2 separate regions of the Homo sapiens genome follow, and region 2 is linked to region 1. A link is a contact called in ENCODE Hi-C or POLR2A ChIA-PET data. All regions are on one chromosome and are shown on one strand. Each heading gives the region's core, a stretch centred on a gene start or an enhancer-like site at or near the end of the contact. The rest is flanking DNA. Distances are from core to core; before and after follow the strand shown. Region 1 holds the start of AIM2 (absent in melanoma 2). Region 2 holds the start of LINC01704 (long intergenic non-protein coding RNA 1704).

Region 1 (6,629 bases), core at 3,317-5,816:
CACCTTCTAACTTAAAGCCTGGGAAAACCACCACTCCTTTCTCTTTAGTGCCTTAGAAACTACCTAACAGTTTATATCTGTATAGAATTATGAATGTACATAGTATCACTTATGTGGCTTCATTTAGCCTTCCTATAACTCATGTGTGAGAAGCCATGTCACCCTTGTTGTACACCCACAAATGCTACTAAAAGCTATTATAATTTTTGCTGCTACTGTTGTACTTTGAATCCTAAAACTGTTGCATTTGGAGACTTTCATTTTGGAGAGTCCTTGAGTGATATGCTCCTCTGTTAGCTCCTTTTTGTTCTTCAGACATAAAGCTGGGACATATCAATTGTTCTTAGTAAACAAAATCAGGAATTTAAACTAAATGTAGATAATTCAGATGGAGATGAGTGATTTATTGAATAATGTAAAAAAAATCTTTGTGTTGTGGGTAATTTATACTGTCACCTGTACTGGAGATAGAGAGGAAAGAAAATCCCTGAAGGTGGATTCTCCCTCCCTTCTGAAGAAGGAGGAGATCATCGCCTAAAGAAGGATAGTCTGGGACCACAGAAAGCTGGGGACAAGGAGAGGAATAGACAGACTGTGTGAAGGAAAAAAGGTGCTCAATATCCTGGTTTACAGTTTTCCAATGCAATAATTTATACTTTCAAGACTTCAGTAGAATGTGACAGCATTACATACTGTGTAAATGGAGTTGGGAGAAGTTAACTTTGAAATTCTACGTCCATATTCACTGCAACTGAACTGGAGACAAAGATGGGCAAGGAGAAAAGATGTTAAATGGAAGTGGTAACCCTAAGGCTGGAAGAAGAGATGCAAACAAAGGCTGGAATGGATTTGTGGAATTTGTAACAAACACTTCCTAGAAGCGATTCTCAGTAAAAGGGGGCAAAGAGACAGGTGCACTAAGTTAGCAAACAAATTCCAACAATGTGCACTGGGGGTCATATCCCAGGGATGCCATGAAAGGAAAGGCCCAGGCTTGGCAGAAAAAGGGACGGGGCAGGTGTGGAACTCCCACATTACCTTTCTCCTTCTCCTCCTGAAGACGTTTTGCCAAAAGCATATAATTCAACTTCTGAAAAATACGAATGGTCTTCATCACTGCAGACACCGCCCCAGCATTTTGAATCATCAAGGTAGCTACTTGTATTCTGTTTGCAGTATGTAGTTTGCCTGTGGCAATATTAAACTCGTCTGAAAGAAAGAACTTAAACCTATCCAGTTCCTCATCAGTGATGTTATCCAGGCCTGTTAGCAAGAGTATCTCCTTGTATTTACTCTCCATCTGACAACTTTGGGATCAGCCTATAAGGAATCCAAAACATGTAAGATTACACCACCAAAAGTGATTCTACATTCAAAATAAAGCAAGGTGAGCTATTAATATTTTTTAAAGAAAAATAAAATATTTGCAGTAGTAAAAGAGATTTGAGTAGGACATAGGTAAGAACTTCTTAAGCAAGGTGATCACTACTCCTGGGAAAGACATCTTCAGAAAGTATACAACACCTCTGGAATTCTCAGAAAACAAGATACATTAGCTGGGCGCGGTAGCTCACGCCTGTAATAATCCCAGCACTTTGGAAGGCCAAGGTGGGCGGATCACCTGCGGTCAGGAGTTTGAGACCAGACTGGCCAATATGGCAAAACCCCATCTCTACTAAAAGTACAAAAATTAGCCGAGCATGGTGGTGGGCGCCTGTAATCCCAACTACTCAGGAGGCTGAGGCAGGAGAATTATTTGAACCTGGGAGGTGGAGGTTGCAGTGAGCCAAGATCGCGCCATTGCACTCCAGCCTGGGCAACAGGAGCGAAACTTCATCTCAAAACAACAACAACAACAACAACAAAAAGGAAACAGGATACATTTTCCTGTTATTTTTAAAATAGATTTATCGAGGCATAACTGGCATACAACACGGTGCATACACTGGAAGTATACAATCTGATAAATTTTGGCATATACATATACCTGATGAAGTGCAATTAATCAATCTGTTCTTTCATGGATCATGCTTTCAGTGTCTTATTTAAGAAATCTTTTCCAATCTCAAGATTAGAAGATTTTATGTCTTCCTGTAAGAATTTTACGGTTTGATCATTTCACATTTGGCTGTATGTACTGCTTTGAGTTAATTTGTATATGATATAAGTGATGATTCAAAGTTCATTTATTTTTCATATGAATATGAATTTTCCCAGAATCATATGTTAAAAAGACTGTCATTTTTAATGATTTTTTTTTTTACCTTTGCAAAAATCAGTTGTCCAAATATGAGTGAGTCTATTTCTGGATTCTTTATTCTGTCCATCAACCTATTTTTGTAACTTGTTGCCAAAATCACGTTGTAGTAATATAGTTGTTTATGTATAGTATCCAAAATAATACACAAAACATTATAAATAATAATTCAACAGTTTATAACTATAAGATTAATATACAGAAATGCATTCCTTTATTTTAGTACCACTCCAAGAGAGAAAAAAATTACATAAAAAAAGTAATTTCCAATAGCAACAAAACTACAAAGTACATAAGAACATCGAATACAATATATTTAAGAGTTTTAAAGGGAAACTTATAAAACTTTATTGGGAGATTTAAAGGACCTACTTAAGTGGGTGTATGTCTGATATTTTAAATGGGAAGATTTGATAAAATGAAGACAGCAGTGTTGTCAAATTAATCTATAAACTCCTATCCAAAATCTCAAAGGGTTTTTCATAGAATTTATCAGAATGATCCTAAAACCTAAATGAAAAAAATAAAGACAAAAACCTGCAAAACAAGTTGAATATGTTTATCAGGATGTACTATCCCTACTACTAGGTATCAATACTTACTACAAATGTATAATTATTAAATCAGTATGGCAGTGGCGTAGAAAAAAATGAACTAATAAATAGAGTGTGGAAACAGGACCACATGTAAATTAAAGCTTGGTATATAATCAAAGTGGCATTAAAAATCACAAGGAAAGAATGGCCAACTATAAAAAGTGTTCAGACAAATGACAATACACAGGGAATGATATATTCAGCCTTTCTCTTATATCATACACAAAATATATATCTGGTTGGATTAATTATCTAAATAGAATAGTAATGATGTTGAATAAAACACAGAATTTCTCAATACATTGAAGTAGAAGGAGGTTCCTTAAATAAGGCACAAAAAGGACAAGCCAGAAAAAAAAAATTTGTCAAATGTGATTGCATGCATATTCTCAATTTCTTTGTAGGAAACACACACATCCGTGCACACACACACACTAAACAAAGTGATTATACAAGGCAAAAACTGGGCAGATACCTGCAATACACACACACACACACACACACACACACACACACACACACATATATATATGGCTATACCTGCTATATATATATATATAGAGAGAGAGAGAGAGAGAGAGAGCTAATAGAGGTTTTGCTTTTGGAATACATGGAGAACCATGTATCAATAAGAAAACAACAGTCTATTTGAAAAGTGTGCAAAAGATGTGAATGAGCAATTTGCTCAAATATCCAATAAACATAAAAAAGATGTTTGACATTATTAGCAATTAATGACTTCCAGAGCAGCAACATATAAAGTGGAAGAAATAAGCCAAAGAACAGGAAAAGATGTTTATGAGCTGAAAATAACTGATTGTGAATTTTAGGGAAGCTTGAATACCCCCATCAGTAGAGTCAATGTTAATAAATTCTAAACTATCACTGTTAATGGCCTTATAATGTTTTTTCCTATATGTTGGTAAGCGCTGGAGAAACTCTACTTATACATGTAGAGTTCATGAGTGAAAATTAAAACTATTATCAGGACCATTTTCAAAATAAGGAATACATTAAAAATATTTGCAATGATAAAGCCATCCAAATGCCCCCATCCTACTGATGAAAGCAAGGAAGGACACTACCTTTGTTGAATATCTACTGTGACAATCAGCTTGGATGATTCCTACTTTTCTACTTGTCCATAAGAAGCTAATCTTCCTATAACCCTCTTATATAATAACAATCACATTTTAATCACATTTTATGTGATTGACTCAGTTTTTTCTCTGAAGTTATGTTGCCTTATAAATGAAAAACTTGCATTTTACTTCATAATATCTGTTAACTTAAAAAATGCTTGTATTTGCTATTGGCATAAAAGTCAGCCTTACAAATAGGCTGATAGACAAACCCCAAAGGAAGCCGAAGCTTAAGGAACACCAGCTCAGAGACACCAGAGGACATGGCTAAAGTGAATAAAAGAGAAATGAACCCATCCTTTCAGAGCTGATGTCCATGTTTGCAGGTTCAGGTTCTCAGAGGTGTGCACAGCATGGCTGGCCTTTCCTCAGTTGTCTTTTTCAGCAGAGAAACGGTTAAGTCTCTCGTCTCTAACCCAGCTCCTCTATGGTGCTTACCTCCTGATCCCTGGGGCGATCAGCAAACCGGGTCTGCCACCTTCTTTTCAGAGAGCTTAACTAGCAGAGGACTCAGGAGAGCATGCCCAAATAACCTAGGTGACTTTCAAAGCTACAAAGACTCTGACACTTCTGGACGGCTTCACATGTACCCCTAATAAACACTTCCCTTCACCCCCAGGCCCAGTGTGGGTAGGAGTGACAACTGGAGCTCTAATTGGCTGAGCTGGTTTGGGTTCTCACTAGCAGCCACAGAAGAAAATGTCTATAGAAACTTGTATCTGAGTCATGCCACATAGGAACTACACTGATTGGAAACAGAAAGTGGCCTAGAAACTGTAAAAAATGACCGCAGATGACTTCTTGATACACTTTGTGACTAAGGGGCCTGGTGATGACATTTTTCTGGTATAAACAAGCACACTGATCTCAGAGGGTATCTAAAAGTGTTGCCAGTAGGGCAGTGCAGGTTCTTGTCTTCAAAGCATAAGAGAATCTGAAAATGAGACCCAAGCGAAAGTATAGACATTTTATTGTGGAGCAAAACCAACGACACCCTCAAGGGAGGAGTGCAGGCACTCAAAGATTTGAGTCACAGGCAATGTGGTTCACGTACTATATGAATAAGCACAATGAAGGTATGGAGTACTCTGTAATCAAGGGGAGGGGTTTTCTGGGAAATGGGCGGGCAATTCCCGGAATCGGGGTGCCACCCTTTTCTTGACTAAAGATGGTTAATCCGGAACTGTCATGGCGTCAGGTGCATGATGGGAGTGGGAATTTCCCCATGGAAGTTTTATGATATTAAGGGCATAATGAAGCTAAGGGTCAGCAGTCAGCCAAGTTTTCGACCATCTTGGCTTTAACCAGTTGCGGCCAGTTTCTTCTGTGTTACATTCTCATCTGTGCCTAAGTAGGAAGTTTGCAATCTGTCTTCATTGTCACAGGCTGTTGTAACAGTTCCTATCTACTAGTGGGGCAATCCCTCTGCTAACCTTTTTGACCGCATTTTTATTGCTTGTAGCCACCTGCAAGTAATCATGCCTCATTCCCTCACTGACTGCTTGCCTCAAAAGCATATATACAGTCTTTCTTCCTAACCCAGGCTCCTAACCCTAAATTCAGAGCTTGAGGGCTTGATTCTAGTCAGCAATTTACTTGAGGTTTTCCTTTCTTATTCATTGAATTAACAATTATGCACTGAACATCTAATATGATGTATTAGATTCTGAGAATATAAAAGTTAGTAAGACAAAGTTCCAGATGTTGAGCGGCTCTGCCAAGTCATGAAAACAGACATGTGATTTAATAATCACAATAGGACATGATGATAAGTGTTATAATTAAAGCATGCTCAAGATGCTCAAGGAGCAGAGGAAGAGCACCTAACCATGCCCAGGTAATCAGCCCAGAGCTGCAGGACCTCCTTCACTTTCTACTGCAAGGCTTGTTTCTACACTTTTGCCAGCTTTCAGCTCAAATAGCACCTTATCTGTGGGGCTTCTCTGACCAGCATGTTCTCTACCTCTTCCCCACATTATCTTTTCCCACACGTGTTACTGACCATCATCTGACATACGGTATATGTCATTTGTTTGTTTATTCTCTGCCTCATGCTCCTAAAATGTAAGGCACATGAGGGAAGAGATTTCTGCCCACTGGCTCACTGCATCCACTTCACCTGACACAGTGCCAGGCACAGAGAAGGTGTTCAGAAAATATTCGTTGAATGAGTGAATGCATGAATGAGTGGATCACACAAGGCGAAAGAACACCAAAGAGAACAATATGTAAGAATTAAAAAGATGTGAAGTGTATGAATTTGGTAACCTACTGAGTAAACGAGAGAAAGCTCCCTGTTGAGGAAGAACCCAACAAGCACCAACCCCAGAGAGGCGTACTGATTTGAGGCTTCAGGTCCTGTAAAAGGTGAGTTAAGTGATTAAGCTGGGAAGTGGTCTCAATGAGGAGCAGGTACACTGCTGCACCTGGGGCAGAGAGACAAGTACTCATCGTCCAGCTTTGTTTTACCAAGAAATTTAATCAGAGAGATACCCAACTTGGTGACACAAGACACAGAAGGGAAAGGAGGCAACTGTGCTGAAAAAGGAGGTTTGTTAACAGTCTCACGGAGAAAAGTGGGATCCCCAAGCCCTTTCCTCCCTGACTTCTAGAGTACTGACAGCAAGGTTTATG
Region 2 (7,318 bases), core at 2,302-4,801, 940 kb before region 1:
CAATGTGACAACAGAAGCAGAGAGAGGGAAGGGGTAGTGGGAGAGAGAGAGACAGACAGAGAGAGAGAGATTGGAAAATGGTAAACTGCTGGCTTTGAAGACTGATGAAGGGATGCAAACCAAGGAATATAAGAAGACTCTAGAAGCTGGAAAAAGAAAGGAAATAGATTCTCCCCTAGAGTCTCCCCGAGAAATGCATCCCTGCCAACCCATTTTAGAACTCCTGATCTCCAGAACCATAAGGCAGTAAATTTGTATTATTTTAAGTCAATAAGTTTGTAATAATTTGTTACAGCAGCAATAGGAAACTAATACACCATGCTAAGTCTCTCTTATTTAAAAACCAAACCAAACCAAACCAAAACACTGAACAGCAACTCCCTTGCTCCTGTGTTCTCTCCTACTTTCCATCAAAGCCAAGCTTCCTGAAAAGTGCTGCCTCCATCCCCTCCCTTCCACATGCTCTGAAACCCACTTTGATTTTTCTTCCATCCTCACCACTCAATTTTTCCCAGGGCCAACAACAAACAACTTCATCCCATATATAAGAGCACTTTCCAATTCTACCTTGACATAGCAGAATTGATCAATTCCTCATTCTCTAAACCTCTTTCTCCTCTTCGCTTCAGGGGTGGCATGCCCACACAATTTTTCTCCTATTTCAGCTCCTCCTCTGCCTCCTGCCTCCAGTTCTCCTTCTGTGTGTTTGGTGTTTCCCTAGTGTCCACCCTCAGTCTTTTTCACTTTTGAGATCCTCTCTGGGTTATCTCGCCCATTCTCATGATCTCAATGACAGCCTATGTTCCAATGGCTCTCTAACATATATCTCTACTCAGATTTCACTCCTAACTCCAGACTCATATAGGGAACTTCCCATTGTCTTGTCTAGTTGAATCTTCCCACAAGCATCTGTAACCCATCACACCCAAACCCACCCTGATTATCTTCTCATTCAAATCTGCTTCTCCTCCATACCCTACCTCTAAAACAAAGAACCTGGGATTCATGACTGCTCTTTCTTCGTGACTCTCTGCACTGATTCAATTTCAATGTCCTGTCAATTCCACTTCTGAGACACCCCCCATACCCATCTCTTCCTCCTTATCCTCATTGCTTCTACCTTAGTTCAAGCTTTCACTTCCTGGTCCTCATCAGTTCTTGCCTGGGTCACCACAACAGTTTACCAATGGTCTTCTTACTTCTAGTAGTCTTATTCTGTTATCATCCATACTATTCAATGTTAATGGAATAATACACATAAATAAGTCAGGCCACTTCTCTCCTCAAAATCCATCATTTGGGTCCCTGTTGCCTTTAATATAAGTCCAGATGCCACCATAGGGCTTATAAACTCTACATTCATGACATGCTTTTCTGTCCACTGCCTAGTCTGTTTTCCTGTCCTTCTTTCTCGGGCATCTTATATTCCTTTACAAAAGACACTTTACATCAATAGCAAGTTCCAGGTAATGAAGTGGTGAAGAGCAGTGACTCTGGACTCAAACTTTCTGGTTTGAGTCTTGGCTTCATCACTTGTTAAGAAAACTGCAAGTTTGTTCAATTTATGTAGTTAGCCCTTCCACGCCTCAGTTTCCTCATATATGAAAGGGGGCATAGGCCCTATTTCAAAGATTTGTGGTTGAGCTCTTAATGTAGCACCCATCCCAGGATAAGTGCTCAGCAAGGGCTTATGTCTATGATCGCCTGGCTTCTGTACCTGGTGTTCACTCTGTCTGCAATTCTGCATCACCTCCCTCCACCCTTCTCTGCTCGGTCACCCCAACTTTAAGACTAAGCCAGTGTTGTTTTCCTTGGGAAGCTTCCCCTGACCTCCTCCACTTTCTGGCCATAAATGTATAACCCTATCATAGTGCTTAGTGCTGAAACTGTTTCCGTCTTCTCACTAGATCGTGAGCAACTTGAGAGCAGGAATTAAATCTTTAAGTATCCACAGAAACTTGCATATAAATATTCCTCACTATATATTCATTGGGTGAACAGATGAGTGCAATATTCTAGATTAATTAATGTTTTATTTAATCCTGGAACTTTTTTTTTTAGACAAAAATGCTGCCCCTATTTTAAAGAACAAAATAGATAACCCAGGGTAGATAATATGGGGAGAATTTTATGTCTGGAGCTACTTCCTGGGAATGATATTCTGTTTCACCCCAGGGTTCTGAAGGCCAAGAGGCATTTTTTTTCTGGGGCACAACTGTTGCTTTCTGTTCCATTGTGGAGGTGTGGAGAAGAAGAGAAAGAGAAGGAATGACAGGCCCTAGCCCCTGAGAACTCTACCTTAGTGTCCAAGCATAGGAATATCCTTACTTTGGGGAAGTTTTCATCACTCACTGTGTCCCTAGTAGCATGAAGGGCCCCAGCTGGATGTACATTAAAGCCCTCTCAGCCCTTCCAGGTCAGTTAATATTAATAGTATTTTGTTGAACAAATAAATGGTGGAATGTTGCATCCAAAGGCTGTTGTGTAGTAGTAGAAGAAGCCATAATTTCCCTTTCATTATAGTCAGTTGGTGGGAAGGGAGCTCCTACTGGCTGAGTCAGGCTTTTTTTTTTTTTTTTTTTTTTAAGATGGAGTCTTGCTCTGTCACCAGGCTGAAGTGCGGTGGCACAATCTCCAGTCACTGCAACCTCCACCCCCCAGTTTCCAGCGATTCTGTTGCCTTAGCCTCCCGAGTAGGTGGGACTACAGGCGTACACCACCATGCCTAGGTAATTTTTGTATTTTTAGTAGAGACGGGGTTTCACCATGTTGACCAGGATGGTCTCGATATCTTACCTTGTGATCCGCCCGCCTCGGCCTCCCAAAGTGCTGGGATTACAGGTGTGAGCCACCCCACCCGCCCGAGTCAGGCTTTTAATTAACCAAGAAAAGCCTTGTGAGGAATGGAGCAAAAAGTTCAGGATAATACACCATCCTTAGCTGTCTCATAGTTTTCTCTTTTGCAAGCCTTTACAGGATGGGGTTGACCAAATAAATCTGATTTATAGAAGTGCAGATTCAAACATAGCCCTTGAGATATTCAAATATTTTTCTGCAAACATAATCTGATATGTGCAGCAGGAATAAAGGGCAGTGGCTCTCGAGGAGGAGGGAGCTGCAGGGATGGTGGTGTTATCAATAGGAGTCCAGGCTTTTTCCAAACACACACAAGCTCCCTCTTCCTCAAAACCATAAAAAAAATTCGTTCACAAGTTTAGTCAACTAATATTGTGTGCCTTTTGTACACAAGGTATTTTGGGTGCAAACATGAACAAAACGGGCTCACACTGTCTCAGCCCTCACGGGGCTTAGTCTAGTCTGGGAAGACAGACTAATTTGAAACATAATTGGGAAGCGCTGTGATGAGGAAGGCACAGGGAGCTTTGGAAGCAGAAGATTAGTCTCCTACCTTAGGCCTGGCAGTGTCTGGACTCCTTCCTGATAGTGGTGCTATCTACACTGAGACCTAAAGAATGAGGAGGAGCTAGCCACAGAAAGATGGGGAAAAGAGAGAAAGGGTTGAGGTGAGTGACAGGTGTGCTGGGCAAAGGAAACAGCATCTGTGTAGCAGAATGTTATGTATCTGGAACCCTGGAATTGTCAATTATGACCTCAAACTGAGGACAAACAGGAGCATTCACATAACTATGAAGCAGGACTAATCACCAATCCCACCATGGGCAGGACAGCAGAGATCGTCACTATGCTAACTGCCAGGAATAGGAATCCACACACTTCCGCCCACTGCATCCTGGCCTGAAGTGCTACCAGTGTCTGTTGGAGACACGCTCACATGCAACAAGTAATGTGAAGTGGCTTTAGTATAATACAGACAGGCAGCAAGGGACAAAAGAAGCCTAGGATCCATTGTGAGGCAGTCCTCAAGGCTCAAGACAGCTGTCTGGGAAGGTTGGAGTCTTGACTGTACATGCCCCCCACACAACACAGCTGAGAGGCCCTGAAAGGCAATTCCTCCTGAGTTACATATCTCAGGGGTCATGTGATTCACTGGGCAAAGCTGAGAAGGGTATCCTGCTTCTAGAGGAGAGAGGAATAAAGCCTGGGCTGTCCCAGGCAGCTTCTCTCTAGCTCCAGATGTTACTTTTTCTAGGAGGGACAGAAACGAGGCTTGGGCTGTTTCAGGCAGTTACTGCCTATTTTGGGTTTGTTTGTTTGAGAAGGTGTCTTGCTCTGTTGCCTAAGCTGGAGTGCAATGGTATGATCTCAGCTCACTGCAACCTCCGCCTCCTGGGTTCAAGCTATTCTCCTGCCTCAGCCTCCCGAATAGCTGGGATTACAAGTGCCTGCCACCATACCTGGCTAATTTTTGTATTTTTAGTAGAAACAGGGTTTTACCATGTTGGCCAGGCTGGTCTCGAACTCCTGATCTCAAGTGATCTGCCTTCCTCGGCCTCCCAAAGTGCTAGGGTTACAGGCATGAACCACCATGCCAGGCCTATTTTGGGTATTACGTTTTCAGCATATTCTACAGTTTTTTTGAGAACTGCAAGCAAGAAAGGGGGTGAGAATTAGGTCAGTCCAAGGCCCCCTGGAGGACTGTCCTGCGGTCACCCCCCACCAACCCAGATATCCCTCTTAGCAAAGCTAGTGCATTTCGTACGTCCACAGACTTCCCCAGATCTGGAGGTAGAGGTTTGCCTTGTCAGGCCGATGTGACACCTTCACTGACACAATCTTGGTGCAACATCACTGAGTGAGCCAGAGTACATTTTATTAGGCCCAGGAGTATTATAACCACAAGCAGGGTGGCTGTACCTGCCTGAGCAGTGACCTACCCAAGGTTCCAGTGATCCAGATAAGAATTCATTAAAGAGGCCAAAGAAGGATTCTTCAGTTGTCCCCACTGTCTGCAGCAAGGTGGGGCTGCATTCGGATCTCCCCTACCTGTGTCTCCACAATAACTATCTATCTATCTATCTATCTATCTAGAGCAGGAAGTGTTGGCAATGACATTCCTCCTGACTGGTCTGAAAGGAAGCCTAGAAGAATTCTGTTGTCCAAAACAACTTTCTTGAATAAGTTGAAGGATATCTGCTGGGCTGCTATGGCAGGGGCGGGGGCAGGGGCAGGGTCAGTGGAAGAAACAATATCTTTCATGGTCAGGGACAGATTTTTTTTTTTTTTCAGCTCTGACTCCTATGTATGGTACCAAAGCTCTCATAAAGGACATAATTCCAGAGTCAGCTCCTCCTCCTAGCAGGTCCCTAGGTAGCCTGGTGTACAAGTTTAGGCTGCTGGCCCAACAGTTCATCTCACCCCAAGGAGTGCTGTCTAGGGGCAACTCCAGCAGGCCCAATGTATGGAATCCCCTCATCCATCAGCTTTTCAGGCATGACATTGCCCCTCCCATATTTGGGTCACCTCCAGCTGCCCTCAGAGAAAGATGTAGCCCTCGGGTGCACACAGCATCCATTCCCGTTTCATTGTTCAGTGACCTGTTCATAGTACGTAGGCATTGGCATGCACCAGCTAGGCCTCATTAATCACATAGTTGTATGAGCTGAGTTCTCCCATTCGATATTGCTCATGAAGCCCTACACAAAGGACTAGCATTTGTTCAGTCCTTGTTTTTGTCATCACTGCTGGGACATTTCTGATCCAAGTAGTCAAAGGACTATGTTGCGTCAAAGCAGCAGCCCACCAAGGTTTTGTTAGATGTGGTTGTGACACTTTGAGTCAGTTAAGTTGTAACAGGCACCTCTAGCCCCCTCTTAAGTGGCAAGTGCCAGATCCTCACTCAGTAACCAGGGCTTGGATTCTGTTAGTGTACGTTGTGGCTTTAGGAATGCTGGTGTACTTTACCATTGGCAGGATGAGAGGGTCTGTGTGGTCTGCAACAGAACAAAGTCTGGGATGGAGGATCCAGCACTTAGTCAGGCAACCTGCAGTGGTCACAGCTTGGGAATGCCTAATGAAAGTGTTATGCTCCAGGCTTCTACTGCCATGTCCTCATGGAAGAAGTAGATTGACAGGTTACTTCCCCTTCCCCTTCCCTGAGGTCCAGGTAGTTCCTGCCTAACAGATAGGGGTTGGGCTGAGGTGGTGTAGTGATCCAGTCTGTCCCAGTTCCCAAGCTACCACCTCTGTAGGCACCATTACCCTTGTTGCTTGACCCAGGCCTTGCAGCCTCAGTTATCTAGCCCATGTAGGGAAATTACGTTGGGTACAAATTTGACATCTGATAACACTACCCACCTGACTGGAAAGATCAGACATTCCCAGTGCCAGTAGAGGAACCCTAACACCTGGTACTCCTTGATTCTGTCTCCCACTCCTGTAGTATCCCATAGAAGGGAGGCAGCAGGGGAAGTATCACCTGAAGATTAGAGTTGGGGAGGCCCTGTTCAGGGTGCCAAAATGGCCTGAATCTCGAACTTACCTCCAGAATATGCACTCTTAAGGGAAAACAGAAGAAGAATGGTTGGGAATACTGAGATTAGGATTTTCCAGGCATAGCCTAATCAGGTGGTTGCCTGGTTCACCTCCATCTCCACCAAGCTCAGTGTTTTCCCAACATGTGCTGCAGTGCCATGTTTCTTTTGCATTGGAGTGTAGAATTTAGTGTCCATTCTGCTCTAGTCAGATGCAGGTATTCCACACCAGCAGGCTGTCTTGATGTCCTTTTTTCATTGCTGTCTGAGCCAGCTAGCGATTCCAGTGTTCAATAGCTCCATTGGCCTGCACATAACAGGGTGCATGGAAAGTCCATGATACTCCCTAAGAGTGTGCCCATCACGTTCCCTGGGCAGTGAAGGATGTTCCTTGGTCAGAGTAAAGTCCCATGAAGTGTCCAAAAATATGACATAATTTCCTCTCAAGGGGCTCTATGGTAGTCCCAGCATTCACATGAGTGACATATATGTCTCCCTTCCAAGCAGCAAGCTGCTGCCATAGTCCTATTCCCCATACAAGGAATCCATTAATAGTCCAGTCACTTAGTTGCCATTCCTCTGACTGAATGGCTAAGTTGTTGGCAACAGCCCATAAATTTGTGAAAATATAGCAAGATACGATGGTAGAGGTGGCCTGGATGGCCATCATCATTTCCTGTAGTTTGACCCATTGGGCAGAACATTCATGTTCAGTCTCAGTCAATATATGACCATCCCTTGGCCAGATGGCAGCCACAACCTCGTGGACCTGTCTTCTTGTTTTACAGCTCCGTCAGTAAACCTGCCATGCCATCAGTAGGCAAGTCTCTGAGTCTTGGGCCCTGGATGGCCTCAGAGGGAGCCAAGCCAGCCATTCTGGAGCATTCAGTATGGCTAGCTTTGCTCCTTCTGATAAGCCAGCCATT

What was found. A loop is a pair of places that touch in the nucleus more often than their neighbours do. ChIA-PET counts read pairs that join two places held with the same protein, here RNA polymerase II (POLR2A). Pooled maps may share reads with other maps.
Region 2: a map of CD8-positive, alpha-beta T cell shows a loop between it and region 1 (4-fold over the local background). The contact joins the promoter of LINC01704 here to the promoter of AIM2 in region 1. A Hi-C loop is called at or near these places in 2 of 168 maps with a recorded cell type or tissue (CD8-positive, alpha-beta T cell and Caco-2), 1 of 37 single-sample maps with no recorded cell type and 7 of 50 pooled maps. POLR2A ChIA-PET finds 5 or more read pairs at or near these places in 1 of 52 experiments (MCF 10A).

What each region holds. Positions count from the first base shown.
Region 1 is chr1:159,072,200-159,078,828 of GRCh38, forward strand. It overlaps AIM2 (absent in melanoma 2), which reads right to left and starts at 4,567. Exons shown (of 6, transcript NM_004833.3): 1 at 4,434-4,567; 2 at 1,039-1,320. The coding sequence starts at 1,300. RefSeq lists an enhancer at 5,009-5,308.
Region 2 is chr1:158,137,089-158,144,406 of GRCh38, forward strand. LINC01704 (long intergenic non-protein coding RNA 1704) reads right to left here and starts at 3,552. Exons shown (of 3, transcript NR_033946.1): 1 at 3,410-3,552. LOC105371460 (a long non-coding RNA gene) reads left to right here and starts at 3,637. Exons shown (of 5, transcript XR_922187.3): 1 at 3,637-3,909.